Regions from separate parts of the Homo sapiens genome. Here region 1 is linked to region 2. A link is an interaction called in ENCODE POLR2A ChIA-PET data of the cell type or tissue named here. Cell type or tissue: IMR-90. All regions are shown on one strand. Links, peaks and the distances in the headings refer to the core of each region. The heading gives the core; the rest is flanking DNA.

Evidence for each region. Peaks named below come from ENCODE experiments on the same cell type or tissue, not always from the same donor. Only the 100,000 strongest peaks of a DNase experiment are listed, where the experiment ranks them.
Region 1: POLR2A ChIA-PET joins it to region 2 with 5 read pairs; 2 of 35 experiments call an interaction of 5 or more read pairs at or near these places.

The regions. Positions count from the first base shown.
Region 1 is chr11:11,971,655-11,987,728 of GRCh38, forward strand. The region is part of intron 3 of DKK3 (dickkopf Wnt signaling pathway inhibitor 3); the gene reads right to left. Among named protein-coding and RNA genes, the nearest start is that of DKK3, 29 kb to the right of the region's middle. RefSeq lists enhancers at 4,758-5,319, 5,320-5,881, 5,552-5,721. In IMR-90, for the core only: no CTCF peak of the experiment used is centred there; DNase peaks (open chromatin) are centred at 7,757 and 8,307; H3K27ac peaks cover 2,701 bases.
Region 2 is chr11:11,868,086-11,885,212 of GRCh38, forward strand. It overlaps USP47 (ubiquitin specific peptidase 47), which reads left to right. Exons shown (of 28, transcript NM_001282659.2): 2 at 12,092-12,295; 3 at 16,382-16,495. Among named protein-coding and RNA genes, the nearest start is that of USP47, 35 kb to the left of the region's middle. RefSeq lists enhancers at 2,804-3,610, 3,611-4,415. In IMR-90, for the core only: no CTCF peak of the experiment used is centred there; no DNase peak of the experiment used is centred there.

The sequences.
Region 1 (16,074 bases), core at 6,434-10,433, 100 kb after region 2:
AATTAAAAATATGAGCTAAGATTCTTCTAGCATCAATTCCTATAAGACCCTGCTGTTTACAATTATCCATCAAGACGGGTGCATTTTCATCCTTAGGAATATCTTCCTTTCCCTAAACAGGCTCCTATGCATGACAAAGCATATTCCCTTCAAACTTAATTGTTTTTCTAGGTACGGAAAAAAAATTTTGGCATGGAACTTTGCCAAAAACCTTTGAAAAACCTAAATATACCAAAGCTACTGGTTTCCTTTGGGGTATCAGCAAGGAGTGCTGGTAGGTTAGTTCCACATGACTCCCCTCAAGAAAGCTTGAGGCTTTTGTTATAATCGAGCCCACCAGCTTGTCTAGTTGGATGTGCAACTGCCATTCCCAGCAGGAACACACTCTTTAAGAATTGTGGTCATACTAGAGACTTCCGGACTCCAAGGTGCACAAACTGAATCCTAGTTTTGCCACTTAACAGCTGTGAAACCTTGGGCTGCTGACTCTACCTCTATTAAAAACAAAGATGAAGGCAGGAGCTGTTTTGCAGGGCTGTTGTACAGAGTTCATGCTTGGTGAACGGTGGCCATAGCAACAGATAGCTATGCATCTGCTCCTCCACACATCCAATGCCTGATCCCGCTATGGTGCACCCCTGCCAGGGGGCCAGTCTGTGAGCAGAAAGGAAGGTCTAAATCAACAGGGCCTTAAGGCATCCACCAAAGCTTGACATCTCTGTCCTGGTCAGCACTCGGGGATCAAACATCTAGTCCTGACTTATCTACATCCTGAGGGTGTCAAACAGGTGGGAAGTGGCCTGTATGTCCACCCCAGGCAAGTCCTGGGGCAGAGTGACCTTTTGTTGTACAAAGGCCAGGCTCTCCATCCAGTAAAGCTGTTTGTATTGAGTCTCTCCTGAAGACCGCTAGCAGTAGGGGCTGGCCTCACCTTTCCCAGTGTTTGTTAGACCTGAGGAAGAGGTCAGGCCCTCTACCCTTAGTAGAACTGAGTGGGTGGGTGGAGAGGACATGTGTCAGTGCCCTCCAAGCACAGACAGGCCCTGAGCTGAGAAATCCAGGTTTTTTTCTTTTCCATAATTCTAATTGCTCTTAGCTGTGCTCAAGGGTTCTGTCCACATTTGAGCCAAGGTGTTAAAGGGGCCTCAGCACCCAACTGGGCTCTGGATGGCTGAGAAGCTGAAATCAGAAATAAGAGGCCTGGGAGGGAAGGCGGGGGCTCTGGGCTTTTTAAAGGGGCCTCAGCACCCAACTGGGCTCTGGATGGCTGAGAAGCTGAGATCAGAAATAAGAGGCCTGGGAGGGAAGGCAGGGGCTCTGGGCTTGGGGTCTTGTTTTAGTAAGGAATGAGTACCTTGCAGGGCCTCTATCTACCTCTTAGCCCTGGGACCAGAAGAGGGACTCCATCCTGAAGTGAAAGGCACATCAAAAAGCACTTCAAAGGCTATGCCTGCAATCCATCACATGCAGGCACAGAGCCCTGGCCAGATAGGACCACTAGTGCCCGCCACCTGGCACAATTTCTCTCTAGTCTCCTTGACATAGTCCTTATCCCTACTTCACAGATGTGGAAACTGAGACTTAAGGATAGAATCTGCCCAGAGGTCACCCAGCTTGACTGGACTGGAGCCGACAGACACTTTTCATTTCCTGCTGGGGAGATCACCATTTCTCTCTCCTCTTCTTCAGTCACAACTTAGTAGCACCTGCCCGGGACAGGGCTCTGGGCCCCATGCATCCCCAGAGACAGAAGGCAGGAACTCACGGTCAAGGCCATAGCCACTGAGCGTCTGGGCCCAAATGTCATATGGCTGGAAGACAGCACCCTGCTGCATGGACTTCAGCAGCTCCTCTCCAGTCCTGGCCACTCCTGTTTGCCCCCACTCCTCCCTCCCATCCTGCTGGGGGAATCTGACAAACAGCCCAGAAGCTGGCCATGGGGAATGCAGTCATTCAGAGGATGGCTTCTTTGTTGTCCCGAGGAGGGAACTATATTTAGAAAGCTCAGAAGCTGGCGGGAGCGAGGGCTGACCGGGAACACAGCATAGATTTGGCAGGAATGTCAGGCTGGAAGCAGCCCCGGTGCTTTGACACTATCATGAAATAGTGGAAAATGGCAAAGGAGCCATTCAGAGTCTTTGATTTTCCAGTTTAGAGTTGATCAGAGGAGAGAGGCTCTGAGTGAGCAGAAGTCAAAACTTGGAGGAGGGAGAGGACAACAATGAGTCCCTGGAGGCTTTCCCAGAGTCTGTGTGGGGCCCGCAGAGGCACCGCTTCTTTGGGACCCTTCTGATGCTGCATCTCATTCCTCATACTGGCTGGGCACTTGGATTTCCCACACTTCTCAGGAATCCCAGACATTCTTGTTCACCGGAGGCCCAAAGGAAGAGGCTGCTGGGGATGGATGCCTCCAGGGCCAGGGCCTTCCCCAAGCTCCTCTCAAGCCCATGGCTCTGGAGAGAACATCTTCAGGGCAAGAAGTGAGGGTCAACTGCATGCAGAATGGAGGCCCAGGACCTCCACCAATAGGATGCACTTGTCCTCAGAGCTCTGCACACTGTGCAGGAGGAGAGGACAAGAGTGAAGTTTAGAAAGCGCCAACCAGTTGCCTGCACATCCTTCAGGCTTTAAGTATAGTATGCCTCTCGGATCCTCACAGCCACCCTTTGAGGTCAGTCACCATCTTAGTCCATTTTTGCTGCTATAGCAGAATACCTGAGACTGGGTAATTTATAATGAACAGAAATTTATTGGCTCATGGTTCTGCAGGCTGGCAAGTCCAAGATTGAGGAGCCAGCATCTGGTGAGGGCCTTCTTGCTACATCATCCCCTGGCAGAAAGTGAAAGGGCCACAAGAAAGGGCAAGAGAAAAGGGGACCAAACTTGCCCTTTTATAAGAAACCAACTCCCACAATAATGGCATTAATCCATTTATGACTGTGGAGCCCTCAGGATCTAAATACCCCTTAAAGGTCTCACCTCTTAATACTGTTAAAATGGAAATTGAATTTCAACATGAGTTCTGGAGCAGTCTCTGACTCTAATTCCCCCAGCACGTGCTTGACTCGCAGCTGCCATTCACTAAAAGAATAACAGAAAGTTAGCTGGGCATGGTGACATGCACCTGTGATTCCAGCCACTTGGGAGGCTGAGGTGGGAGGATCGCTTGAGCCTGGGAGGCAGAGGTTGCAGTGAGCCAAGATCGCACCACTGCACTCCAACCTGAGTCAGACAGTGGACCCCATCTTGAAAAAAAAAAGAATAACAGAAAGAACGAACTGACCAGTAGATGAACCACTGGTCATAGAGCCTTAGAGCCTAATGGTGTTGATGGAAGAAAAGCTCAGATTTACACACACATTCATAAGAGCACACATCCTTCCCTCACAGCTCTCAGAAGGAAACAATCCTGTTGACATCTTGATTTCAGACTTCCAGCCTCCAGAACCGTGACAGAATAGATTCCTGTTAAGTCGTCCTGTTTGGGGTACTTTGTGATGGCAGCCCTAGCAAACTAATACATGCACCTTCCCCCGATACAAGCCAGCAGCCCCAGTCTCCTCTGTTTCGGATCTTCCACGCACAGTCAGCTCTGTTCCTAAGCCTTCAGCATCTTATTGCTAGAAGGTGACAGAGGGGTGGTCAGTGGGGAGGTGCTGGTACATTCCAAAGGATGTGGAGCCACAGGGACCAGAACAGCGTCTCTTGGCTGAGCCAGGCTCTGGCACTCCAGCCCCGTACACATTCTAGTCACTGAAGGTTTGGGTGGGGCATGTTATCTGTGGATTACCATTTCCTGGCACCCTGGGGGTGGTGTGGTCATGCCAGGCCCTGAGTGCTCCCAGGATGAACAGATGGTATAATTTGTGAGATAAACAAATAATCCTCTCCTGGATGTGGGGCTGTTCCCAGAACCCACGGGTGGGGAGGCAGCTTGGCCCAGGCACCCTCCTGAGCAGAGGTGGTCCTCTGGTAAAGAGTCAGCAGTGTGGGTGAAGTGGCCAAGGTCCTGGTTCACCCAGGGCTAGGGGTATCCTGGGATGCAGGACTTGCAGTGCCAACACTGGGAGAGTCCAGGCACAGTTCCCCATTCCCCACTGGGCCCCCACACTCCCCTCTACAGGCTCTGTCGCTGCACTTGCCATAATGCTGGGTCACAAGTCAAGACCATATGGCACAAGTGCATCTGGGGCCATGTAGGGCTGAGACAGGCTTTTGCGCCCACACCTCGGTTCTAATACACGTTCACTTACAAGCTAGGTGATCTTGGCCTAATTACTGAGTCTCTCTGGGTCTTATCTGTAAAGTGGGGAACCTCATGAAGTTACTGGACAGATTAAAGGAGATAACAGATGCAACAGTGCTTAGTGGCCTCCACCCACTCTACCCCTAGCGTGGATCTCTATTTGCAGTGCTTAACTCACGGCAGGAGCTCAAAGGATGGCCTCTCCTGAGCTTAAGTGTGGGCCAATGGGTCTTGTTTGTTAATGAATACATTTCTACTGAAAAGGCCCAGAACATCAGGCTTGAGCCAGTGCCCTTCCCATTACCAACAGCACAACTTCCTGCTTCATCCTAGAGCCCTCTGCTCTGGAGGGGAAGACAAGAAGAAGGAGGACAGTTGCAATGGAACCAAGAGAGGGCCCAGGATGGGCCAACTACCAACAAGGACAAGGAGGCTGCACGGAACAAGAAAAAACAGACACAATTCGATCACCCCTGGGGGCTAGACCCCTGAGCATCCATCACCTCAGCTCGTCCTCACACTATCCTGTCTTCCACAGTAAGCAAGAGAAGCCCCATTTGACAGATGAGGAAACTGAGACAGTACAATGAAGTCACTTGCCAAAATCAGAAGTGGCAGAGCTACACTCAAGCCAAGTTCTGCTCAACTGCAACCCAGTGCTCTGTGGAGCTCTCTCTGGGAGTGGTTGGGCTGGGTCGGGGCCCCAGCCAGGGGGCAGGAGGTGGCAGTGTGAGGCAGGAGGGAACTCTGGAACTCTCAGGGAGGTGGAGCACTGCCAGCTGTGCCTGCTGCAGGAGGGCAGGGTCCACAAGGCTGGCCCTGGCACAAGGTGACTGGAGGATTAGCAACAGTGCCCTGAGGAAGAGCAGCAGGAAGCTTCCCTTTTATCCTACAGGATTCCCAAGTCAGGTTTTCCCCATTCCTGAGAGTCCTTTTTTGACCTTAAAACCAGGCCAGTCGCAGGAGCCTGTAAGATGCACATTTGTCTGGAACGCAGCAGGGCGCCTCCAGTCTTTCCTGGATGCTACACTGGAAACTCTCAGCCAGCTCAGGGGGTGGGGGCCCCAAACCTCACTGAGGGGCTCTAGCCTGACCCGCTGCAGAGACTGCCCTGTGGAAAAACCCAGGCAGGAGCCAGGAGCCCATCAGTGCCAGCTATTATTATTCTAAAGTGCCAATGTCTGCAAAGGCCTGGCTCGCCTGGGGCTGCTCCCACCAATTTTCTTCCCCCAAGTCACACTGCCCAGGAAAGAGGAAAATGCACCCCCGAGCAGAGCTTGGCACCCCAGGGTATGGAGAACACTGCTCCTAACCCTTTAGTGCCTGTCATGCCTTCCTTAATCAGGAAAGAGTCCTGGAGTTCTCTCTCTCCTCCTATCCTCCCTCTTCTCCTTCCAATATATACAGACAGCTCCCACCTCCAGAGCTCCTCTGGGAGCCTTCTCTCTTTGTCGGTCCCTGGAAAAGCTTGTTCCTTCCTCCAGGAATCTTGTCCTGCTGCCAGGCCACCGAGAGCCAGCCCTCCACACACAGAGCCTCCCAACATTCTTTCAGCCTGAGTGGCATTTCCTCTGGAGAAGTTAGACGCATATTTAACTCCAAAGGAAGCAGCTTGTCTCTACTCATCCAAGTGCCTGTCATCCCACCTGGGTTGGCAGCCGTTGGGAGAGCCCTCTCTACCCACTCCCCCCAACACTTCTCCGGGGACTTAGGGTCTCCACAGCCCCGACCACCTATCCAAAGGCACGCTGTGTGGGTGGAGCCACTGAGCCTGGCCGGGGTCTATTCCCCAGACACACCGAGTCCACAGTTAGCACTCCATATGCAGAAGATCAGGAGGCTGATGGGCATTTCAGGCCCAAATGCACTGACAAGTCCAGCAGCACTTCCAGGTCTCCCAGACCCGCTGCCTCCTCCATGGCTCCTTATTCCACTTGCATGGGACCTCTTTGTTTAGGGGCCTCAAAGTGGGGAACCTCATGAGGTTATTGGACAGATTAAAGGAGATTTAGCCAAATTTAGCAAATAATTTAGCTGAATTTTATTTGTCAGATTTAGCAAATAAAATTATAGGATGCCCAGCCATAGTTGAATCTCAGATAAACAATGAATAATATTTTCATACAGTATGCCTCAATTATTACATGGGACACACTCATACCAAAAATTATTTTAGATTCTATAGGGTGTCTTGTATTTTATGTGCCAATCCGATCAATGTGAAGATTCAACAGGTGCATTTCTTGGAAGAGAGAAAGTGGGGTTGGCCTTGAGCAGGAGAAGGTTGAGAAGGAAGGGCTGGTGGCCACAGAAAGAGAGGTGGCCTCAAAGACATCCATGAAGATAAGCCAACAAGGACATCAGGGTGCCTGCTCCTGACCCCACTCCAGGGAGGAGGCTGGGAAGCACTGCCCTTCCTCCCCGTACCCACTCACGACCCCAGATTCTGGCCTGTGCTTCAGGGGCTTTGTGAGCATGTGCAGCTTTTCTTCTTCTTCTTCCTCTTCCTCTTCTTCTTCCTCTTCCTCTTCTTCTTCCTCTTCCTCTTCTTCTTCCTCTCCTTCCTCCACTTCTTCTTTTTCTTCCTCTTCTTCTTCTTCTTTCTTCTTTCTTCTTTTTTTTATCGTTTTGTTTGGTTTTGTTTTTAACTTTTTTTTGTAGAGATGGGGTCTCTCTATATGTTGCCCAAGCTGGCCTTGAATTCCTGGCTTCAAGTGATCCTCCCACCTTGGCCTCCCAAAGTGATGGGATTATAGGTGTGAGCAACCATGCTCAGGTGCAGCTTCTGTACTTGGAGAAAAGCCTCTGGATTGTGTATGATAACAGGGGTTGTCATGAAACAATCATAGCCATAATGGCCGATATTTATATTGCTTCCTAGATATTATTCCCAGAGCTGTCCTGCATCCTAAGCATTAACTCACATGATCTCCAAAACACTCCACTGAGAGAGGGCTGTTACTATTCCTTTCTATTTTACAGATGAGGAAATGGAGGCACAGAAAGGCTGAGTAACTTGCCAAAGTCACACAGCTAGTGAGTGCTGGAGCTGGGATGTGAAGCAGCAGCTGGCTCTCCTGCTAGGTCAGGCAGCAGATGGGGTCCGGGATCCAAAAAGATGGCCAGGCTGAGTATCCCACGGTAACAAGAGCAGCTACAGAGGTGGGGAACAGGTTCACCGACGCAAGGAAAGGCATGAATCACAACAGCGAGAACCTCAGACTCTCCCCAGCCTGACTTTTCCCATCCATTCAGGGGCCTTGGCCTTTGTTTCCCAACCCGCAGGGAGCTCCAACTGTCCTACCCTTGTGTCAGGAAATGGAGGCTGGGTGGGGAAGCCTTGGCAGGAGCAGCCCCCTGACAGCTGCTGCTGTATCTGCTCAGGGCCCACAGGCCTTTCAGCTGCTCCAAACTCCAGGCTGCAAACCCCGCGGGACCTACAGCGTCTGGATGCAGAGCAGGAGAGCCAGCCCAGGTCAGTGTGAAGTCCCCCATGTGACTCCGGGAGAAATGCTTCCGGTCACAGGCGGGTAGCCAAGTTCTCACCAGGTTCTCAGGAACTGAATCCGGATGTGGATCCCAGGAGATGAGTGCCAGAGAGAAAGGAAGCTGGCTTCACTCCTAACTCTACCCTCCTGAGAAGTCTCTATTCCTGCCCAGCTCCTGCTAAGGCCAGGAAGTTGGTGAGGAGGGACTCTGGTGGTTTGGGGCTCACTGTCCTGGGGTTTCCTCACAGGCAGAGAAGGGCCTTTGCTACCCTCACAGATGCTCCCACCAAGTCATACCTCATCCTATGCACAATGTGGCAGCAAGGAGGCCAGCGTCCAGCCACCAGCCTGCCTCCCTCTCCACCAGACTCCTTTCTGCAGCTCCAGTTATCTGCCTAAAACACAAACTTGATTATGCACGTCCCTGATCATAATTGTTCAGAAAGCTGCTCCAGCCGAGGGGCCCTGGAGAAGGCTGAGGGTTGCACAAATTCAGTCAACACATAATCGGAGGAGACAGCCTGCCTTCCAGGCCCTGGGAACAGTCAGCCCGCATCTGTGATTCTGACATCATAAAAGAATGTGACAAGGAGAGAGGGAGTGAACAAAAGGTGTGTCCCAGTGACCCGGGGAGAGGGAGGCCTGGAGCTCTGTGGCAGCTCTCTGCTCTGACTACACCAGGCACCCGGGAACCCATGACTTCCCTTCAACAATCTCAAGCTCCCTCGGCTCTAATTCTCACTCACCCAGCAACCTACAGAAAACCAAACTTGCCCCCCAGGACCCTGACACCACATAGGGAGCATCCCGGATGGGGGTCCCCACATGGAAAGAGATGTTCCTCAACCCTGCAAATTAATAGCCTGTGCTTTTGGTTTACACATTAGTGAGGTCAGAATTTAGTTAGCAAGATTGCTGAGCAGGTCCGGTCTCTGAATCTGCAGGGCTTACGGGTTCTGGACTCTCACAGACTGACCAAGGTCATGAGTTCCTGTAAGACTGTCACCCTGAGCACATTCTACCTCACAACTGACTGTCTCCACCTACTCCAGCAACCATGACCTGGAGTCCAAACTGCATGGTATACAGAGCTCTTATTGGTCAGCTCCCAACCTGTTTTCCAGCCTGATTTTTCTGACCTCCCTAGGACCCAGATTTTTGGCCCATGCTTTTAGAATGCCCTTACCTCCCTTATCTGTCAATCAATCTTTAGGGAGCAGCACAGATGTCTCCTCCTCAAGGAAGCCTTCCCAGACTCTCCCACTGGGCAACTAGCGCCTCTCTCCTGGGTGCTCCCCAGTCCTGAGTACCCACCCCAGTTGGGTACTCAGGGCTGGAGTGATGAAGAGAGGAATAGTTCAGGGTTCAAGGACCAACAGGTGGTTATAAGACATGCCAAGACTCATACTGGGAAAGGCAAGATTCAGATGGGAGGGCTGTAAGTGCCCACAGTTGGCTTTTCTCTCTGAGGGGTGGTCCTGTCCAGGCGACCCATGGCTGGTTGGTCACTGGTGTTTCCAGGCAACCCAAGGAGGGAAATGCCTCAGTCCCTAAAGCCCCCAAGACCTGCACTGAAATCACTGGCCTCTTCTCCACCCAGAGCACTCACAGCTTCTTCGACCAAGGGACTGCTTCCAGAAACAGAAAATAGCAGGGGGCTGGAAGGCAGCATGCCCAGCCCTCAATCATACCGTCCTCATCCTAGCAGAGCACTTGGCTCTAATGACTCACTTCTAATGAACTAACTGTGGAGGAAGTAATGCTGCATAACTTCACAGCTGGGTTCTAAGAGGCAACATAGCTTCCATTTGGCTCTTTCCCTTGTCAGGTGCCTGCCCTTTGAACCAAGCCACCATATTGTGAGGAAGTCCAGGCTACATGGGGAGGCCAACAGCACTGCCTAGGGTTCCAGGCAACAGCCAGGAGCTTGGGTGAAAAGAGCCTCTAGATGGCTCCAGCGCTGGTCATTGAGTACCCTGGCTTCAAGTCAGAGGTCTCAGGCATTACGGAGCAGAGACAAACCATCCCCATGGTACCTGTCCAAGTTCCTAACCCACAGAATCCAGGAACATAATAAACGGTTGTTTTATACTGCTAAGTTTGGGTAACAGATGCCCAGAACACGGTGCATCCAAACTCACCCTCTGCCTTGCCAGCCTTCCTGCTGGGCACTTTGAAGGTGATGATCTCAGAGCTTGGCAGGTATCACCAATGCTTACGGGGCTGGGGGTGGGGCTGCTCCCCTGCAGCAAGGCTAACCAGAAGCATAATCATGGTGGGGTTTGTGCCCTCAGCAATCACACACAGCCGTCTAGAGAAAAAAGGCCTGTCTCATATCCCTCTGCCTTAGCCTTCTCTCTATGCCTCCACTTTATAGCCCCATGACTGATGTCAGCAACTTTTCCATCTCTACTTTGACCCTGCCTGGCCTTGGCTAGGACCCCTGGGCCTTCTTGGTTGCTCTCCAGGCCAAACAGGTTTATATTATCATCCATGGCTAGGCAGCTCCCCCACCCCCAGCAGAGTTAGCATTCCTATGAACCTGAGGACTTTTCATAAGATATCTGTCCTTGTGGATGTCCTGGTCTCTGGATCAGCTGCTGCAGGTGCTCCCCATGGTCCTGGTTGGTCTCTGAGGAAAGCACCACCCCCATTCCCAGCATTGCCCCCGGTGATGCTGGAAGTCCATGGTGAGGGCCTCTTTTAAAAAATAAGCGTTCTGGGCAATGAACAGCAGACATCTGGAGCTGCCTCTGGGGAGTGCTGTGGGCGCTCCAGGGTAGTCGGAGTCACGGGGGCTCCCTAATCACCATGTGTCAGGGGCGTGGGGACAGTCCTCCTGAAAGAAACACTGGAGGAGAGAGGTCTGGGGAATCATAACAAGCCCTCCTAGGGGAGATGACAGGCCCTGCTGGGTAAAGGGTCTGGGTGACACGTCAGGTCTCCTAGGAGTTGGCAAGTTGGCAGAAACATGTCCCACCAGCTTCCCCGTGGCGCTGTCTGAAGGGTGGTACCTGCTCTACCCCAGCCTCTCCAGACACTCAGCTACCTCCACAAATCTCCATCATCTTTTCCTCCTTTTCTGGCTTCAGGGTGCAAATAGCACTCTGGCTCATGCTTCATCCATATCCTGCATCTCCTAGTCTCCAGTCTCAGCCACTTTTTGGGACACACCAGAATTGGCGGACCTCTCAGAGCTGACATCTGCCCCAGGCTAATAGTGTTCAGCCGTGGAGGGTAGCAGCGCCCGGCCGTGGCCACAGAGTTCTGGGCCTTCCCGCTTCCATGGGCCAGGGAGAGCACAGCCAGTCCTCGGGCCACAAGTGAGGACGATGTCCCGCCACAACCATGGTGAGCAGGGTCCATACAGGGCCTCCTGGGGTGGCCAGAGCTTGTATCTCTTCCCTCAGAAAACTCCTCTGGAGGCCCTAATGAAATCCCCTTTCTCTCAAACACGGCAATTAATGGGATTAAGTTTAGAGTGAATCTCATGATTTACCTGCACCCAGATAAGCCTAGGACTGTTCACGGGATTGGTTGTGCTATTCCTTCATTCATGCAAGGGAAGGAATGATGCAGGGGATGAGGGCTAGGAATTGGGCAGGATTCAGGGACAGGGTGGAAGCGCATGCTTCTGTTTTTCAGTAATTACAAAAAGCCAAGCAGGCTCTGATAGTGTCCTCACTGCCCAGCCTCATTTTGATCACATTCAGGACACTACCCCGTCCTTGGGGATGGATAGAGTTTCTCCAGATTGACTCAATTGGTTTCTTGTTTGCCCTTTTTAGATGAGTCAGTGAGCTGACTTGGCCTAGCTCAGTCTCTTAAATTTGGTTTTCCTTTGCCTTGGGAAGAAAGTAATAAATGTGCCAAGTCCCTCCACACTCTCAGCACTTGGAGATAGCACCTATGCAAGAGCTGGTTCCTCAGGAGACAGTGCTTCTGAGACACAGTCCCTAGGCACATGGACTTGAGAGAACTGGGAGGTGACAAAAACTGCATCATATTTTGTATTTTCTCTGTCCATCCCAAAGGCTTAGGGCTGGAGCCTTCGGTGGGGCAGGTGAAATCTCTCAAGAAGAACAAGGTTCCAGGGGCTGTGACCTGTAATCCCTCCTGACATATCACAAGTCTCCACTGGATGTCATGTCTGCATCCTCCAGCTATGCCATGGGTAAGACAGGCTGCAGAGGGAGAAGGGAGTCAGAGGATGCTTCACGCAGCAGTTCAGGCTGCCAAGCTGCAGCCACAGGACAGAGGCCTTCTCCACCGAAGATCAGCCTTGGCTGCAGTTGTGGGCAGCAGGAGTCAGTGCAGGCCCCTATCTGGGCTACGCTGCTGTCAAATGGTCCATCTGGGAGATGCCCCAGGATGAGCTGGGCACTCCTACATCTGAGACAGAGCCCAGGCCCAGCATTTTCCAGACCAACCCCCGACCCAATGCCTATACAACAATGCTGGTAATCAGAATCTTCTCAACCTTCAGTTTCTTCAAAATGGCTCTTCATAGTCTTTAGGATTCAAACCACCTGAATGGGGAAGCTGGCATGATTCGAGGAACCTCAAGGTTAAGTCTTATCTACAATGGTGGGGATGTCACTCCAATGAAGGCAACAGACAGATCCTTCTACAGCCTCCCTGCTGCCCACTAGGCCATGTCTGTCTCTGTGACGAGGAGTGACTAGGAGGTCCCAGTGTGGACACTGGCCTTTTTAAAATAAGGGGTCTTAACTTTTTTTGTACTAGGGACCCCTTTAACACCTAGATGAAGCCTGTTCTCCTGTTCTCAGTATAACAGAGTTAGATGAATAAAGGTAAACATACAGGATTACAAAGAAAAATGGTTGTGTTGAAGTCGAGTTATCAAAATATTTTGAGAGACAGTATTTTATGGGCTTCTTATGAACACACTGGATAGCAAGACCTATCGGCAACTCTGACAACTCTCTTCATCTCTAAGTGCTGAGCATAAATGCTATTTTAAGATATGTATAACAACAGTAAGAGAAAATAAAAATATTTGTGATTGCTATTGGTACGAAGTACTGCAAATATTGTGGTTTGTTGTCCACATTTCAGATTAAAGGAAGTGCTCAATTTAATTTAAAAGTAAGTGAAAATAAAAACGCATTACTTTTCCCATGAGTTGTATCCAGATTAAGAAAATAATTCTGCTGTATGCCCAAGCTGAACAACCACTGCTTCAGTGTCCCTAATCCATTGCCCTCTTTATAAATTCAATTCAAAGAATTTGCTCAATTTCCTTTAAAAAAAAAAAAAAAAAGAAAAAGTGAAGAAAATCTAAAGCAGAACAAAACAGAAACCAGTTTGTTTTCCCCTGGGCAGAAAAAAAGTCACTTCCCCAGCCCCCTGGCAGGGCTGCTGGGTGGGGGACGGCGCCTGGGATTCCCTGCTGAGCCTCTAAGGAGCGTCCAATCTCCTGCCTTCCAGTCTCTTCCCTGCCCTGAGGAATTATTCTTTCTTTTGCCCCCAACACTACCCACAAAGTTCTTCCACAGTGAGGACGGAAAGGGGTCTCCCAGAATTTTTTAACTTTTCAAGTTGAATCGTTTATGCTAATGAGCCTGGGAAAAACTTTAATGTTTCAGTGGTGGAAAAACATATGCTTTGACCTCATTTTGCTCACAAGAGGCCACGTCAAATTTTGCTTCACTTTTGTGGGATGGCAAGAAACGTGGAACTCCAGCTCCAAGGAGGAGGCCATGTGCAGATGGTCTAGGGAAGGTGGTCTGGGCACACCCAAGTTTCCTGCCCCAGAAACCCTGGAGCCGCCCATCCTCATAATGGTCTTGGTGCTTCCGGCTGGGGCTAGGAGATTCCTTTGTGCTCCAGCACCAAGGAGCCCGGCCACACCACCAGGGTTGCCCCGGCTCTCCAAGCCAAGACTCAGACAAAAGGCTCTAAAATGACCCGCTCCCCCGACAGTGAGCTCCCCAAGCTCTCTTCCTCAGTTCTTGCTGGGCAAGCCTGGGTAAGTCATTTAACTTCATTGGGTTGCAGTTTCCTCATCTGTAAAATGGGCATGATAAAACCTAACCAGTTATGTTGTCAGAAAGATTAAGGGTGATAAGTATGACCACATTTCATGGCATGTACCAGACATTCCATTACTATTAGTGACCTTCCCACCATCTGATCATTTTGCAAGGCAGTGTTCAGTGCACTAGAAGGAGTCTAGGCTTTGGAGTAAGACAGACTTATTTGGAAATAATTGTAAATCCCAACTCTGCCACTGACTAGCTGGGTGACCTTGGCAAGTCACTCTGAGCTTTTCACTCCTTATCTTTAACTCAGGGCTAGTACACTGTGTTGTAGGTGGGTTTGGTAAGAGTGAAGGAAAGTAGCTCATATGAAATGGTCACACAGCATCTGTGTATGTGCTTAATGAATATTTGTTCTCTTTCCTTCCTCTCACCTTCCAAATCCCAGCAAAACCATGGGGATGCGGGGAGAGGAGAGCAGCTCTGCACAAGGCAAGCACTGAGTATGACTTCTGGCCTTTGATTTGAACTTTCTGCTACAGGATGTATGTTCTTTCTGGGGAAGGAGGTCCCCATAGATTTAATCAAAAAGGGAGGACCCTGGAAACAATGGAAAAAGCAAAGGCTACTAGGAATCTCCTGCTCGTGGGGCTGAGCCTAAGTTCTGCTTGCCAGGCATGAGAAGGATGGAATCTGCTGGCCTCTGCCCACCCCAGCCACCCGGGTACCCCTGGCCTGGAGGGCAGGCCCCTCCGCCATCTTCAAGCCAGGGTGTTTTTCTATCCTAGCCACTACTCTTTTGTTCCTGCCTCCTTTCTGGGAGGCCCTGAATTATGAGACTATGGAAAATTCAGGCTGTTTTCCCTGTGGCTGTATTTTCCACATCGCATCACTGAAATGTGTCAATGGCCAACCTCTTCAGACACGGGAGCATGCCACCCACTTAAAATGCCCCTCTACTGGTTTAGAATGTTCCTTTTCAGCAGCAGCAAGTCTGACACCCCATCAGTGGTGAGAACAAAAGAAAGTAGGTGTGAGATTCCACAGTTTCCTAACCATCTTCCACTGATATCTTCTCCCCTGAGCCCAAGGAGCTCTGCCATCCCTGGGAGAGGAAAACCATACAGTTGTCCTTTTGTGATGTTGGTTTTCCATCTGAGGCCTTTGGAAGGGGGAGGGGCTCAATGACTCTTGATGTTAATGACACAAGCTGTAACCCGGGAATGGAAGGCTGGGGATCAAAACAACTCAACATTATGGCTGCAAACCACCATGACTTTATCAGAAATATATCTTTTAATTGAAATGGCCAAAATTTACAACTGGGTTCATATTCCAGTTCTACCATTTTACCGTCTGCCATGACTTGCGGAATTTAACTTCTTTAAACTCCAGTGCCCTCATCTATAAAATAATATTATATCTACTTCATAGTGTTTTAAGAATTAGAAAACACGTAAAACACTGGGTATACAGCCCAGCAAACAGTAGGTGTCCAACAATGTAGATGAATGAACAAAGGCAAGAAAAACAGAGGTTCATTTTTTAAACAAATCAGACTCATTTACATACTTACAGCTCTTTACAGAATCTTACCTTCAAGGAATTTTACTTCCGTTTCTATTCCCCAATTTGCAACTAGGTCACACAGCTTTCATCTACTAAGTATGTATTCAACTACTCAACCCCTATCCATGTCCAGCACAGACACAGGGATACGGAGGTGGCACACAACAGGTGAAATCCCTGCCTCCCCAGAGTTCAGTCTTCAGACAATCCTTTATGAACTTCTAAATTTTTTCCCTGGGCCTGAGAACACCCTTTCCCAGCTGGTCTTCACCATCTTTCTCAGCATTAGGTGGCCCATCCTCTCAATTATTAATTTTTTGAGATATGATAAAAACAAGGGCACCAAGACCCTGCTTCCTGAAAAAGGAAATTCCATGTCCACCATGCACTAAAAACTGAACTGAACTGGAAATAAGTTTCCAGATCTGATGGCTGCATGATTTGGAGAAAACTACATCCCTCCCATCTCTGATTTCTCATCTGTAAAACAGGAGGTTTGGTCTGAAGCAGGGGTGGAACACAGGTTTCAAGGATAGTCCTTTCCCAACTGTCAGTTGCTGCTTGGAAGTGCTGTGCTGCCTCAAGTGCTGAGGCTATCTGGGCTCATAAGGAAACAACTCTGCAATTGATTAGTAATGTCTGCCATGTGCCCGGAGGTGGGGTATGGCAGTGGATGGGCCACATGTGTTCCTTCCTGGTTCAGAGGAGTTCAGGGGACCCTGTGAATTCTACCATTTATAATTGTGTGACTCAGTGATATACTGTTTTA
Region 2 (17,127 bases), core at 7,158-11,157:
GATAATTGTACATTTACTTGTAGTTTGGAGAAATAAAACAGATATCTCATGTACTCTTCACCCAGTCTACACTAATGGTAACACCTTATGGACTATAATACACTATCAGAACCAAGATATTCACGTGATATAGTCAAGATATAGAACATTTTCTTCACCACAAGGATCCCTCATGTTGCCCTTAGTAACCACACTCACTTCCCTTTCACTCCCTATTCCCTCTTTAATCCCTGGCGATCACTAATCTCTTCTCCATTTCTATACTTGGTCATTTTAAGAGTGTTGTAAAAATGGAATCACAGATTGTAGAGTCTTTTGGGGTTGGTTTTTTAAAATTTAGTATAATTTTCTGGAAGTTTTTTCAGGTTGTTACATGTATCAATAGTTGGTTCCTATTTATTGCTTAGTAGTTTTCCATGATATGGATGTACTATAATTTGTTTGACCATTTAGTTGATGAAAGACATCTGGGTTTGCAGTTTTGGGCTGTTGTAAGTAAAGCTGCTATAAGCATTCCTGTACTGGTTTTTATGTGAACATAATTATTTCATCTGTGATAAATGTTGAAAAGTGCAATTTCTAAGTTGTATGGTAATTGTATATATAGTTTTTTTTTTTAATTACTGGACTGTTTTCCAGAATAGCTGTACCATTTTACAGGAAGGCATGAGAGATTCAATTTCTCTACTTTGCCAGTATTTGATGTTGCTATTTTTTTTTTATTTTAACCATTCTGAAAACGATGTGGTAATATTTCATTTTGGTATTAATTTGCATTTATCTAATGGTTAGTATGTTGTACATCTTTTTATGTGCTTATTTGCATCTGTTTATACGCTTCATTGAAATGTCTTTTCATGATTTTTGTCTATGTGCTAATTGGATTGTTTGCTTTTTTTTGTAGGTTTTTAGAGTTCTTTATATATTCTAGATACTAATCCTTTGTTGATTATGTGGTTTGAAATATTTTCTCCCAGTCTGTAACTTTTAGTCCTTAACGGAATCTTTGCAGAGTAGGCATTTTAAATTTTGATGAAGTCCAGTTTATCAATTTTTCCTTTTATGGATTATGATTTTGGTGTCAAGGCTAAGGACTCTGCCTAGCCTGAGTACTGAGAACATTTTCTCCTATGTGTTTTCCTAAAGGTTTTATAGTTTTATGTTTTCCATTTATGTTTATGATCCACATTTATGTTAATTTTAATATAAGATGGAGAGTTAGGTTGAGAATTTTTTTTTTTTGCTTCTGGATGTCTAAATGAAATATTACAGCATCATTTTTGGAAAGACTATTTTTCTTCCATTGAGTTGCTTTTGTACCTAGTCAAAAATCAGTTGTGCATATTTGTGTAGGTCTCTATTGTGACATTGATCTATTTATCTCTCTACAAATACCACACAGTCTTGATTACTGTTGCTGTATGTTAAATCTTAAAATCAGGTAAACTGAGACCTTTCACTTTATTCCTTTTCAATATCCTTTTAGTTATTCTGATTCCTTTGCCTTTCCCTATAAATTTCAGGATAATCATCAAAATTTTCAAAAAGTCTTGCTGGGATTTTGATAGGATTTGCATCAAACTTTGCTATGGTTTGAATGCTTGCCGTCTTCAAAATTCATGTGGAAATTTAGTTTCTATTATGATAGTATTAAGAGATGTCAAATACCTTTAAGAGGTATTTAGATCATGAGCGCTCTGCCCTCATGAATGGACAGGAGTGGGTTCATTATCGTGGGAGTGGGTTCACCCTCTCTTTCACCCTCTTTTTGCTCTTGCACCATGTGATGCCTTCTGTCATGTTATGATGTAGCAGGAAAGCCCTTGCCAGATGCTGGCATCTTGATATTGGATTTCCTAGTCTCCAGAACCTTGAGCCAAAACAATTTCTGTGCTGGTAATTGGGGTATTTAGATCATTTATATTTGATGTAATAATTAATATATTAGAGCTTAAGTGTGACATTTTGTTTTTTTGTTTTCTGTTTCTTTTTTTTTTCCCCTCTGTTATCTTTTACTTGTTTTCCTGTGGGTTATTTGAACATTTGTCTATTTTGATTAATTTATAGTATTTTTATTGTTTCCTTTTATATAGCTTTCTTGGTGGCTTCTCTAGGTGTGACATAATGTAAACCAACTTATCACAGTCTACAGGTGTTATTTTACTAGTTCAAGTGAAATGTAGAAACCTTATTTCCCTTCATGTATTTTTACCCTACCCTGTTTATAATTGTGTTAAATATTTTCTTGACTTGTAACCACATCAGACAATATTTTAGTTTTTACCTCAACTGTCAAGTCTTTAATAAAAACTCAAGAGAAGGAAAATGTATTATATTTAGCTATATTTTTGCTGTCTGTATTCTTTTTTCCTGATGTTCTAAGGTTTCTTTGATGATTTCTCTTTTGTTTAAAGAACTGTCTTTAGCTATTCCTTCCTGTAGGGTAGTTCCACTGGATGCAAATTCTTTGAGTTTTCCTTCATCTGAGAATGTCTTGAATTCCACTTGATTATTAAAGCAATTCCTGGGTCGTTCTTGAAGGGCATTTCTGCTGGTTATTGGATTCTGGTTTGACGGTTATTTTTTGTAAGCACCTGAAAAATACTGTGCCACTTCCTTCTGGCCTCCGTGGTTTCTGGTAAGAAAATTATCCCGCTTTTCTGTTCTTTCTCTTTTGATTCTTTTTCCTCTCTTTGTTTTAATTTTAATAGTTTCTTGTGCTGTGTCTTAAGCATTCATTCATTCATCTACATCAGTGCTTACATTTGTTAATCCCATCCATGTTATTTATTATCTTAGATACTTATTTTTTTTCTCTTCATATGGGTCATAGTTTCCTGCTTCTTTGCATGTTTGTTTATTTCCAGTGGGATGCCAAACATTGAGAATTTTACCTTGGTGGGTCCTGGATGTTTTTTATTCCTGTAGATATTCTTGAGTTTTGTTCTTAGATGCAGATGGTTTATTTGTAAACAGTTTGATCCTTTTGAGTTTTGCTTTTAAGCTTCCTAAGGTTGGACCAGAGTAGTCTTTAGATTAGGTCTAATTTGGTCCCAGTACTAAGACAGTACCCTTTTGAGTACCCTTATCTGATGCCCTGTGCATTATGAGATTTTAAAAATTCTGGTTGGTGGGCAGCTGGGTGCAGTGGCGCACGCATGTAATCTCAGCGCTTTGGGAGGCCGAGGCGGATAGGTCATGAGGTCAAGAGATGGAGACCATCCTGGCCAACATGGTGAAACCCCGTCTCTACTAAAAAATGCAAAAATTAGCTGGGCATGGTGGTGCATGCCTGTAGTCCCAGCTACTCGGGAGGCTGAGGCAGGAGAATTGCTTGAACCCAGGAGGCAGAGCTTGCAGTGAGCTGAGATCGTGCCACTGCACTCCAGCCTGGCAACAGAGCGAAACTCCCTCTCAAAAAAAAAAAAAAAAAAAAAAAAAAAAAAAAAAAAAGAATTCTGGTTGGTGGGAACCTAAGTGAGCTCCAGGGATTCTTTTCCTGTGGTTCTTTCCCTTGCCTCAGGCACTCTCTTTACACACATATGCTGATGAGAAATCAGCCAAACACTCTAGGGGGATGCACTGTAGGTCCCTTGGAGCTTGCTGTTTGCACAGAGTGTCCAGCTTTCTTCTGCCCTGTATCCTGCCCTGCGAGTTGTAGCTCTTTCCACCCCTTGAACTCCCAACTCCTTTAACTCAGGGAGATTGCTGGACTCCACCTGCACTCTCCCTCCCTGCACTGCAGCCTAGAAGGTGGCTTACCTTTTTTGTTTCTGCTTTCACAGGGATCATTACCTGTGTTGCCTCTTGTTCAGTGTTTGAAAATCATTGTTTCATACATTGGGAGATAAGGAGCACCAACAGGATTGGAATGTTAGATAAGATGAGAGAAGGACTTGATTGAGAAATGAACTATTCTGATTATCTTTTGCTATATAACAATCTGCCCCCAGATCTAGTGACTTTTCTCGTAGATGTGCAGTTTGGGTAAGGTTAGGCTGAAACAGCTTGTTTCTGCTCTGCTAGGCATCAGCTGGGGGCAGCAGAAAGGCTAGGGGCTGGAATCGTCTGAAAGCTTCCTCACTCAACATGTAGGTGGTTGATGCTGGTTGTCTGCTGAGATCTCATTTGGGATGTGGCTGGAACATCTACACATAGTTTTTCCAGTGGCTGCTTGGCTTCCTTCCTCACAGCATGGAGGCTGGGTTCTAACAGTAAGGAGCTGAGGGCCAGGAGGAAGTTATTACACCTTTTCTAACCCAGCCTTGAAAATCATGCTGTGTATTACAGGGAGTCACTAAGTCTGGTCTATATTAAAGGGGACTGGAATTAGCCTCCTACTTTTGCTGGAGGCAAGTTAGACTCCTACTTTACGTAGGGAAGCAAGTCAAAGAATTTGTGGATATGTTTTAAAGCCCCACAGCAGTGATACTTGAGCAAAGGAGGTGAGGACATCCAGGGAAAAATATTCCAGGTACATGGTACAGATACATAAAGACCCTGAAGGATGATGGATGCCTGATAGTTTAGATTTGCTTATAGATTAGTTACCACTGCACAGCATCACCTCCTTGAGAGCAGGGTGAACAGTGTTGGGAGAACAGTGTTGAAAGATAGTTGCAGTTCAACAATTTTTTTGTGAAAGGCACCATGTATTAAAAATTCTAAAAATGCGTACATATACTTTGATCTAGTAATTCTTTCTTTGAGAAATTATCTTAAGGAAAAATTATACAAACAAGCAATGCTGTAGTGAATGTTTGGAGGGGCTTAAATGCCCATTAATAGCAGATTAGTTAAATTATGGTTTGTCTATATAATGGAACACTGCAGTTTTTAAACTGAATGTTTTGGCATACAAAAACAATGAGTATTGAGGGACAAGAAGTAGATTTCAAATACTGGTATATGAAATTGTCCTATTTGGTTAAAAGTACTCTCTCTGTATAATAAATATTATATGTGCATAGACTGGAGAAGATGAGATGAGAGCAATGGTGGCTATTTTAGAGTTGCTTTTCAGAAAACTGTATGTTGCTATTATAACAGAAATATATTTCTATTGTAAAAGTAAAAGCGCCTTTCAAGAGAATATGTTGATTTCTTTTTATTAACTGAAGAAGGGAGAATAAGACAAAATATGTACAGAAAAAGTGTAGAGTGATGTAAAATCAAGATTTTTCAAGAGATTATCTCTTGATTATAGGTTACTTTTATTTCCTTTTATATGTTTTTGTATTAATTGTAATTTAATTGTTAAACTCATAAGAAGGAGATATATATTAAAATAGTTGTGAGGGATATTGTTAAGCAGCCTTGTTTTAAGAGTAGCTGTCGTGAAAAATTCAAATTTTTAGAGACTAGCAAAATCAAGAGATCTCTTGGTTTCCTTTAGTGCAGAGAACTGCAGAATTTCTTTACTGGACACAAAATATTATGTGACTTACAACATTTGATTTACACACAATTCTTAAGCTATCATTCTTTATTAAAATGGCTATTTCCATATTTATCTTATTCTTTATCACCTCTTTATCATAGATTTTTAGTAACTTTGCACATTCATGAATAAAATTCTAGATGATGTACTAATACTTTAATTAATACATATTTTATTGCAAAAATGTTTTTAGGTTAATTGTTCTCATTTCACTGTCTTTTCCCTTTATTTTATATAAATAATTTGTAATTCATTTTGTTCTTATATACCATAGGATGTGTTTTGGAGATGCAGACAAAATATCTTTGATGAAATGAAGAAGAAATTTTTACAGGTAGACTGCTGATGTAATTGCTTTAATGTGATAATCAGCAGAGCAAGTAACAGCATGTTAGTATTTTTATTTAATATCAAGGCATGTCTTAAGTTTTATGCTTGTTTGGCTATTTTATTTCTACCCAATTTTAATAATAAAAAAGTCACCTTAAATGAATTTGTATCTGATAGTACCTTGTTTTTAACTAGTGAATGAGGGAGAAAAAACTGATAGAAAAACTAAAGAACCCTTTGTTATGATGTTGGGTATGATAGTTGCCTATTTTTCCAGATATATTTATTTTCTGAAATATTAATAATTTAGGAAATTAAATCATTTAAAAATTTACAAAGTCAAAATCCAGAAATCCTATTACTATTGATTTCCTCAGAGCCTGTGTGCACTACAGACTTAAACTTCCATGTGATGTAGCATTCTGGTCTAACCTTTACTTAATACTTGATTTTCCTTCAGTCCCTTTGCTCTGTTTTTTCCCCAGAGTTGCTCCTTTAATCTCTCTTATCCTTCCCAAGTGTGGCAACAGACCACTTAGAAAAAGATCATGTAGATAACATCAGAGTTGGCTGCAGTTTTGAGGTGGGATGAAGGGAGTATCTTAAAAATAAAGTCTCTTTTTTTAATGTAAGTTAGGACCTTCATTAATAGCCTTAGAAATGTTACTTGTTAAAATAAAAATGAAGAGTCTAAATGAAGCTGATACTTTTTTTTTTTTTTGAGACGGAGTTTTGCTCTTATTGCCTAGGCTGGAGTGCAATGGTGTGACCTCGGCTGACTGCAACCTCTGCCTCCTGGGTTCAAGCAATTCTCCTGCCTCAGCCTCCGGAGTAGCTGGGATTACAGGCATGCACCACCATGCTGGCTAATTTTTTTATTTTTCGTAGAGACAAGGTTTTGCCATGTTGGCCAGGCTGATCTTGAACTCCTGACTTCAGGTGATCCACTCACCTTGGCCTCCCAAAGTGCTGGGTTTACAGGTGTGAGCCACCGTGCCTGGCAGCTGATACGTTTTATAAATTTCAACCAACAAAAATATTCATACTATCAATTCTGTTTTAAAATCTGTGGCAATACATTAATCTTGAACTGTGGATACCCAGATGGGAATGCTCTAAGGCCTAATTACTTAGCTTGTGGCAGCTCCTGTACCAAAAGGGAGAGAAAATTGACTTATTGTGTGTGTGTGTGTGTGTGTGTGTGTGTGTGTGTGTGTGTGTGTGTGTTTAAAAGCTTGTAACCATAATACTATTATTTGCAATAACATTGAAAGGAAGAATGTCTTAGAGAGCATGGGTTAAATTTAGAGGTAAAGCGGTACCTTCATAATTTTAAAATACTTTATCTTAATTTTTTCTCTTAGAAATATTTAAATCTTGATAATTTTGAATTTTGATATTAGCTTATATTCTGTATGCTGATGCCATTCTGAACATATACGATCAATTTTAAACCTCAGTGTGTATTCTTTAATAAGAAATACATAGGAGTATTTTTTTGAAACAAAAATTATGATGTTATCAGAGAACTCAGATTTGAGCTTAAAACTATTGGGAATGTCAAGAAAAGGAGACAAGATGACTTAAGAGGCAAGCATCCCTTCAGCGGGCTCTAAAATGTCTTAGAACTATGCCAACGACTTCTAGATGTTTCTAGCAGTTAAGTGTATCTTTGGAAGAAAACTGTTTTCAGTGCTTTTTATCCCAATATGTTTCACCTTTTATAAACAAGACTATGGTTTTATTCTTTCTACTTTTTTTTTTCTTTGAGACAGAGTCTTGCTGTCGCCCAGGCTGGAGTGCAGTGGCACGATCTCAGCTCACTGCAAACTCTACCTCCCAGGTTCAAGCGATTCTCCTGCTTCTGCCTTCCAAGTAGCTGAGGTTACGGGCGTGTGCCACCACACCCAGCAAATTTTGTATTATTTGTAGAGACAGGGTTTTGCCCTGTTGGCCAGGTTGGTCTGGAACTCCTCACCTGAAGTGATCCTCCCACCTCGGCCTGCCAAAGTGCAGTGATTACAGATGTGAGCCACCTCACCTGGCCATTTTTACTTTTTTAAAAAGGATTTTTTTTCTTCAAACTTTGCTAGGAAATCTAGCTTTGTTTCTGCAATGAATGTAGCCACAGAGCACTCTATTAGCTTATACAGTAAATATAACTGCTGTTGACTTTCCCCTTAGTCTCATAAGTGTAATATTGCTATGAGTTGCCTGTAAAATAAATAGTTTCAACTTTAGGATTTATACCTTTTTTTGTACTTGGCTAGATTTTCTTTGTAGAAAACTTTGTCCTCTTCAAATAGCGCATCTAAACTACATTAAATGTTTTTCTAAATGGAACATGCTGTAGGCTTTTCTAAAATTTTACACTTGTTTTCTCTTACCTCAGGTTCATCAGAGAACTCTTGACTAAAAATTTTTGCTCCCTTCCCTAAATCATGATGTATCCTCAGATGCCTTTTCTTAATGTTGGATGTAGTACTTAAATGAAAAGTAGTACCTTTCCCTCCCTACCAACAGCACCATCATCATACTTTCCCCACTTGAACTTGGATGTGCTCGAAGGTGTTTAGCTATATTTATTTTTTATCTATTACTATGTAACAGTGGACCCTAAAGTTTAGTGACTTAATAGGGCATTTAGTTTATTTGTTCAGATTTCTGTGGGATGGGATTGGGGCCAGGGCTCACCAGCTATTCAGTTCTGCTCCAGGTGGCATCATCTAGAATTACTTGGCTCCATTAAGTTGGTGGCAGTCATTGAATGGAACGTCCAAAAGGCTTTTCTCATACATCAGGCACCTCAGTGTCTCCACCAAGTGGCTGCTTCCTCTGAATGTGGATTTCTAGGGCTTCCTCACAGCATGCTGATTGATCCCAGGGTAACTGGATTTCTTACATGGTGGCTGGGTTATAAGAGGGAATGTTTCCAAGAAATACAAAAGCAGAAACTGCTGGTTTCTTAAGGCTCTGCCTTAAGTTACACACACAGCGTGACTTCTGTCACATTCTCTTGGTCTTAGATGGTCACGTCAGATTCATGAGAAAAGGAAAAAAAAAAGAATGGCAAAGAATTTTTTGCTATCTTTAATCCACCTCAAGACGTAATTGTTTTTACCTTTGGGCATAAGTAGGATCAGTTTTGGTTAGGGCTACAAAGAAATTAAGAAAGATAGCTGCCCTAATTTCCCATTTCCAGAAAAAACCTTTTTACATTTAAATGTTTTGGAAATGTTTCCTGCATGTTTAATTTATATTGTATAGGTTTTTTTCTCTTGAAAAGCTATTTAAGAAAAAAAAAAACTATTGCCATATCTTATTGGTGGTATCTTAAAATTGCAACAACAAAAAAATTGTTTTCTTCTCAGTTCCCAAACTGGAGAGGGGAAAGGAGGAGAGAAATTTTACTTTAGTGTGATTACTGTTAGCAATGGTGATTCTAAAATTCAGATGAAGTCCACATGTTATATTAAAGTATAGGTGAAATAAGAATGGGCCCAGAAAGTTGAGTGTAAAGTAGAATTTAGCAGTGGCTAGCTTAGAGCTTTAAAGAAGAGCAGAGCTTTTTATCTGTTTAAATCATCCACAACAGAATTCAAGAGTAAAATGTAATTTGCTGAGAAATTCTATGTATAAGGATTTTAAGGAAATAAAGTATATGAAGTTTTATGTAGGTGTTCATCACAGAATTATTTGTAAAAGTATAATAAAGTCTTGGAGACAATAAAATAGAATTTATTAAGTAAATTATTATTAATCCGTATACTAACAAATACTACTTAGCTGTTAAAATGATGAGTTAGGAAAAGCTTTACAGGGAAAGATTGCATGATATAAGAAAGATGTTAGAAAACAGCATGTGTATTCTAATCCAGTGTTTGTGATTATGTAGCATGCATGCATAGCCTTTCTCTCTCTCTCTCTCTCTCTTTCTCTCTCTCTCTCTCTGTGTGTGTGTGTGTGTGTGTGTGTGTGTGTGTGTGTGTGTGTGTGTGTGTGTGCGCGCGCGCAGATAAGATATTTGGAAGGATATATGCCAGCATGCTAATAGTTATCTGTGGGTTATAGAGTTACAGATTATTTCCATTTTTTCCTTTATACTCTTAGTATTTTTAAAAAAAGCAAAATTATTTATATGTACGGAAAAGAAGGGCTATTACTAAAAAGAATATAAGCCACACATGAGATTGAATTTTGTTTTTTTCTGTATAACATATTTAGTCTTTAGATAGGATTTCATTGAGGGATAATTTTCCCACATGGAAGGAGAGGCATCTGGGGTGCTTGGACCCTGCATTCACATATTTAGGGAAAGAACCAGGAACTGCTAATGTCTGACCATATGATGTTGCCACATCACCATTCTTATGTATGATTACTATTACAGCACTTTTGATTTCTAAATTCTTAGCGTTGTCTTCCTTTGACCATCAACTCCAGCTTATTTGAAGCTTTAAAATCTGGCTACTACAGTATTTTATACCAGGAACGCTGAATCATTCAGACTTGATCTATCCCTGAAGTATACTATTGAATCTATAAAAGTGTACGTTTTGTAGTTGAAATTTATTTTGAGTCATTTACTCTTTCATCATAAACCAGCATTTTTAAAAAGATCTATTTTATGTTTTTTAGTTTAGGGTTAAAATGTGTAAAATAATCTATTAAATGTGTTAATATAACATCTAAAATATATAGGTGAAGGTTTTTTTATCTTTTTTGAAATGTATGTTAATAATGTTCTTTTGTTTCTTTTATTTCACAGAAATGTATTTTCTTTTTATTTTTTAAGTAAGTTTTTAGTAATTAAATATTTGGATGTGTCTGAATTGTAGTGCTACCCAATTTATTTTAAATATTATACTTTTATAGCAACTTACTTTTGTTCTAAACTAATTGGAGTAACTTTAATTTAAATGATCTCTTGCAAACCCAAAATTGTGTGTCACAGAAACAAATGATAATTGTATTACTTCAACAAACAAAAAACTTTGTGGCTATCCCATCTTCAGTACTAGCCAATTATAATTATTCTTATTTAAAAATGGATAATATAGAAGCAACAAAAGGTTGAAGCTGATAGTGTTATAAAAACTAAGGAAGAAATAAATTTTTGTGTACACCACCAGTTTGTAGAGATCATATTTCTGAATAGCCCATTATGGAGATGGTGAGACATCTCTCAGTTTAATGCCACACCTGACTGTCAGGGAAAGCAAGAGATTTACATCATCAGATTTGTATATCAGAAATACTATTCGGGGTTGAAGGAATATAAGATTGGAAGAAGTTAAACTTCTTAGGAAGCTGTTCCATAATTTTGTTGTAGGATATTCTTATTGCTGCAGGCAAGAATAAAGTGAAGGAGGTAGTTCAAGAGATATTCAAAAGGTAGAATTGATAGGTTTTGGAGACTATGTGAGGTAAAGAGGGAAGGACAAGGAAGATGCTCATTTCAGCTGTTTGGTTTCAGCAGCCAGGCAGATGATGGTGCCATTCATTGAGATGGCCATTATAGAAGGAGGGAAAGGAATTTCTTCCAATAAAGTATCTTTGATGTAGTCTTTTACCCCTGTGGAAAGTGGAAAAGTGGTGTCCTTTAACAGCTTGAGGGAGGGCATAGCTTATTTGAGAAAGTTTAAGCAGGAAGGATAATTTGTGACCCTAATTCCTTTCTGTATTGGTAATTGAAACTGTTTCCTTGTTTTTCCTTCCCCCTCCTCCTGGCTCATCTGTTTGGATAAGCTTGTCAGCCCCTGACACGTTAATAAATGGAGCTTTTTGGACATCTGGACTTATGAGTACAGCAGCATAAAGATCAGGAGATGTGGTAGCCTGTATCCCTTAGTTATAGATTTTTTAATCTTTAGACAATCCTTACTGCATTTTTGCACAATTCCCATTTTTTTTTAGGAGACCCAGAAATATTTGATTTGACTGTGGCTAGCATGGTAATGACACATTTTTTAAGGATCAGATTTTATAATTTTTAACTTAAAATTGCTTAAATATTACTATCTTCATGGCTTATTGACCATGGATTTACAGTCTTAAAGGTGAAAGCAAATATCTCCAAAAATGATTGTTGATTCTGAAATGTGCCTTGATTCTTCCAAAACAAACATATACGGTGCTTATATGTTTGACATATCCATTAGAATGCGTTTCAGACTACGATAAAACAGAGAAAATAGCACAGAGAAAATACTTAGTATTTCCTGAGGTCTTTTACATTTAATCATAAAATTTTATAGCTAATTATACTTTTGTTTTGCTTTAAAGATAATATATAAAGTCATATTTTTCTTAAAATTTCAGATAGAAAATGCTGCTGAAGAACCTAGAGTCTTATGTATTATACAAGATACTACTAATTCAAAGACAGTGAATGAACGGATCACTTTAAATTTACCAGCATCTACTCCAGTCAGAAAGCTCTTTGAAGATGTGGCCAACAAAGTAGGCTACATAAATGGAACCTTTGACTTGGTGTGGGGAAATGGAATCAATACTGCTGATATGGTAAAATCCTAGACTTAAGCTTCTAAAAATGTTATTATAGCCATTGTTGTTGTTGTTACTGATGATAATGTTAAATCCTGGAACTCTTAAAATCATAAACAAAAGTATAACAACTACAGTAAGAGCCTATGTGCAGCTCAGTAATTGGATCCTTCTTCTTCCTTTGCCTCCATTCTGGATTTAACATTTGCTCGTCCTAAAGTTTACATAATGTCATTTCATCAGTTTTTTCATTCATGAAAGGTGACTCTCATAATATTGTCTCAACTAAAGAAAAATTTCTATATTTACTGAACAGAATGATGATCATCTTATATTATTCCGTGAAAAAAGATTGTAAAATCATATTTTATGATCTGATTTTTGGAAAAGAAGAAAAATATTCATAGTAAGAAAAATGGAAGCATATATGCCTCATACATTACAGTGTTAACCAAGATTATCTCTAGCTGACTATTTCTTTTTATTTGTGTGTCTATGTGCATTTCTGGGCAACTTTTTTGTATGTTTATTTTTCTTTGTATGAACATGTGTAGCTTTTGACTTTTAACTCTTAAGCTTAAAAACATTTTTAACGACTGCAGTCTTGTCAGATCTCTTTGAGGGTATACTTTCTAATTTTAGTCGTCTGTTAACTGTTTCCTTAATTATTTATCCCTTATCCATTATATTTAGTTTCTCTCTTTCATGGTGTAGCATTTCTTTAAATATTTAGTGATTTTTATTTTCTGCTCATCTTTATATTTGAGAATCTCTGTTCACTTCTCTGTGAATGCTGATTAAACTTACCATATTCAGTTCTTGCTTGTTGTGGAAAAAGGGTGAGACGTGCTGCTAGGTGTGATGTGTTTATACTTGTTCTGGGATTGGCTGGCTTCTGACTCTTTAGGGTTAGGAGCTGATCAGTACCTTGTTAGACAGCACTGTGCTACCTCTCCGGTCACAGTGCCCACTCTTTACCCTGACAGGAAATAAGCACTGCTGTCTGCTACGTAGTCCAAGGAGAAAAAGAGAGGAGATACCAAACTGATCAGAATGCCTTTTCCTACTTCCTCACTTTTAGCTGTTTCCTGGCCTCTATGTCTTGACCTTAGTCTGAAGTTCCTTACTACCTTTATCTCCACAGTAGTCTTCTCTTATAGGATCTTTGGGCTGTGGTTCCCCTTAGTTTTATTTTTCCATAGATCTGATCCTGTCTGTTTTCTATTTTTTAATTTCTCAAAATTTTTGGTTTGCTAAGCATGCTCTTTTTTGACATTTTATGGACTTTAGGGGAGGATTATTGGTAGACATCTTCTTAGGTCATCATTTGACCTAATCTTGTATTAATGTTTACTACCAAAATAAACAATTGCAATTATTAAAAAAATTTCTAGGAATCCTTGATAGACATCTGTCCTTGGACCATTTTTATAAGGACACTGATTCCATTCATGAGGGCTCCATCCTTGAGACCTAATCAGCTCCTAAGGCCCCAACGCTTAATATCATTGCATTGGGGATTAGGTTTCAGCATGTGAATTTTGGGGAGACATAAACACTCAGAACATAGCAGAGGTACTGATCACTTTTGCATGGGAGTGTGGTTAAGGAAGAAGACCATTGAGTTGGATCTCATCTGCGTTATTAGAACAGTATTCTAGATAGCCTTTTTTGTTTCCTTTCTCTCTGTCCAAATTCACCCTACATAATAGTTAGAATTATTTTCAGTCATCTAAAGTTGTAGCACTTATGTCACCTTCTAGTTCAGTAACCATCAATCACTGCTCATTGCCCACTGATTAAAAATCTAAGACAAGCTATTATTGGTTCTTTAAGGCTTTATACTCTTAAATCCCAGATACTGGATTGGTTTATTTTCTTAACATAGATTTCCATATTTTTCTGTCTTAAGTTTTCCAGAAAAATACCTCTAACAGTCAGTGAAGTTGAATGTGTATCCCTATGGTATTTGGAGTACATATTTTAAGTTGGTCCCACAGGAGAATCAAAGATGTTTGATGTTGCCTGATTTGCCCTTAAAATCATATTATGCTTTTTATTCCATAATATATTTGTTTTTTTAAAAATATAGAACTAATGTTTTAAACTGAAATTAACCAGTAAAATTGGTAGTCGGACAAGACATAGAAAGATAAACAATATTTAATCTGAGACTTTGAACACTTTCTGGTACATCACCACATAATTTCCAGTGTTGTCCTTTTTCAGTTTAAAGGATAGTTGTGTACTGTCCTAGATGATATATAATATCATCTTTTACCCTTAAAAAGCCTTACTCAGTGTTTCCTCATGCCGCTTTAAAAGTAATTTTTTTCTCTTTGACCTCCTATGCCCTTTGGCTGCACCACTTATAGTTCCTTTTTGTTATAGGTGTTACTCATCTGTGTCTTTCCATTTCCAATGTCAGCATTTTCATTACAGGAACCTCGTATAAATTTCATATCCTCCATAAACATTCCTTCTAGGCATTCAAAAAGCATTTGTTAAATTATCTTCCACAATAGCTTTAAATAGCTGTATGTCAGGATTACCTGTTTCTTTCTTTTTAGCTATTACTGTACTCGAGCTCTATTTCTGTATTTTTATTTGCCTCCTGTACATTTCTACAAATATGACTACTTTCTCCTGCTTACTGCGTAGTGCTGAATGGATACTCCTCAGAAAACTAAGCCCATTTAGCTACCCACCACCTTGTATACAGACACTTACTGAGGTAAAACCCCTGTGTATTTCAGCTGTGTGATCTGATCATGTCCCACCAGTGACTTTAAGGAACCCAGCAATCCCTTTCTTCCCTCCATGTGGCTGCTTTTAGCTTCAGGTTTTCTATGTCCTGTTTTTCTTGTGGATTGATAGATGTGAGCCAAAGTTAAGAGGTAGATAATATATTCGCTGTTTTATTTACTTAACACGTCTTTTGCACTTACTGTGTTTATAGTATTCTAAGCTCTGTACAAATGTAATCTTTTTTAATCCTTATATTAATAACTACTCTATGAGGTAGATGCTACTACACCCTCATAGGTGAAGAAACTGAGTCATGGGGAAGTGAAATAACTTTCCAAAGTCACACAGATAGTAAGTAGCAGAATCTCTTACAGTTAATTTTTTTTGTCCTCAGTACCTGCACTTTTATACAACGTTAATCAGTGTTAATTTCCTAAGAAATAAAGGCATTTTCATAAAATGAGTATAAGGAGACTCTGCCCATGTCTTTGAAACATTAAAAACATTTCTTAATGTAACAAAACAGTTTTAAAGATGTTTATCTCTACTCCCTCATTTTTCTCAACAGCAGTCTGGAGTGAGTGAGTAGGGCTTGGGGCATACAGAGTTTCCTCTCTCATCCACCAGCTAGAGTATATTAGAATGACAGCTAGAGTTGAAATTGCCCTACCATATAAGTTAGGTGAAGACTTGACTCTTAGATGTTTAATTTTCAAAGGTCTGATCACAGTCACTTCCATACCCCCTGGGTCCTCTGAATCCTAGTGGTACATTTGAAATAGGTATCATTTACTGGGACAGGCTTTTCCTTAAGGAGTCTTTCTAAAGGCTATATTATATACTACATTAGTTTTATTTTTGTTACATTACATAATTATGTTACATAATTATTTTGGTTGGGTTGCTTAGTATGTTGCTTATCTGGTATTTTTCATCATATTTATATATCAAAACATTTTGGTTTTTAGTTATGTAAAATTATCTTTGGTCAATTTTCTTGAAACCCCATTAAATATCATATTGCATATATTGTATAGAACATGGAAAGAGAAATGTTTATAGATTCTTTTTATGTGTATGTAGTGCTTAACATTACCTCTTAACTTTCGCCTTTTCTCTTTTTAGTTTGTTAGATGTTGGGGAATGTGAGTCTCTGGGATACCTATCAGTGTATGCACTGTTACTGGGCTTAGCTATTCCAGTTAATGAATAAATGAGTTAATTCCAAGCCTAGATGAAGAGAATTTTACCAGATCATTACTAAAAAAATACTATTTAAATGTAGATATGTATCTATTTACAGATTACTTATTTTATGTTTCTCATAATCTGAAACATTATGTTTTATGTCCATAGGCACCACTGGATCATACCAGTGACAAGTCACTTCTCGACGCTAATTTTGAGCCAGGAAAGAAGAACTTTCTGCATTTGACAGATAAAGATGGTGAACAACCTCAAATACTGCTGGTAAGCTACTTAGAAAGCCCCATATTTATAATTTTTGTGCACTGTCACCTACTACTTGAGGATGCAGTTTCCCAAAGGAAATAAGATGTGTTTTGTAATTTGTGTAATAAATTAATATTTTTTCATTTTATGTTGGTTTGTTATAAGTGTGTAGAATAACATAGTTACACTGGACATCCACAGCAACATTATTTGTGTATACAGTCTGTTGCCGCCTTGGATTTAACATATACTGCTGTCTTCAAGACCACTGCCACACCAGGGATGGGGGTGGGTCTAGGATAAGTCAAAGTGCCACAAAGATCTCCTGTGTTTCAGTAGTGACCCTTCCTTTGTTTAAGCATTTGCTTGGTTGCTGTAAATCTTTGGTGGTTTTCATGAGGTTTTTCAGTATCTGCAAGAAGGTCATTTCCGTTCTCACTTCCTCCCCTAACCTGCCACCTTTTTTGGAATGACTGGTGTATACATTAAATGTTTCACTTCTATTCTTTTAATGTTTATCCCAATTCACATTTCAGTGGACTTTCCTGTTCAGCCCAGTTGCCTTAGAGATATCTAATGCAGTATCTCCCAATTTGAGGGCTATTCCACCAGAGATTTTTTTTTTTCTCTCAGTGCGTTGTAGAGGACAT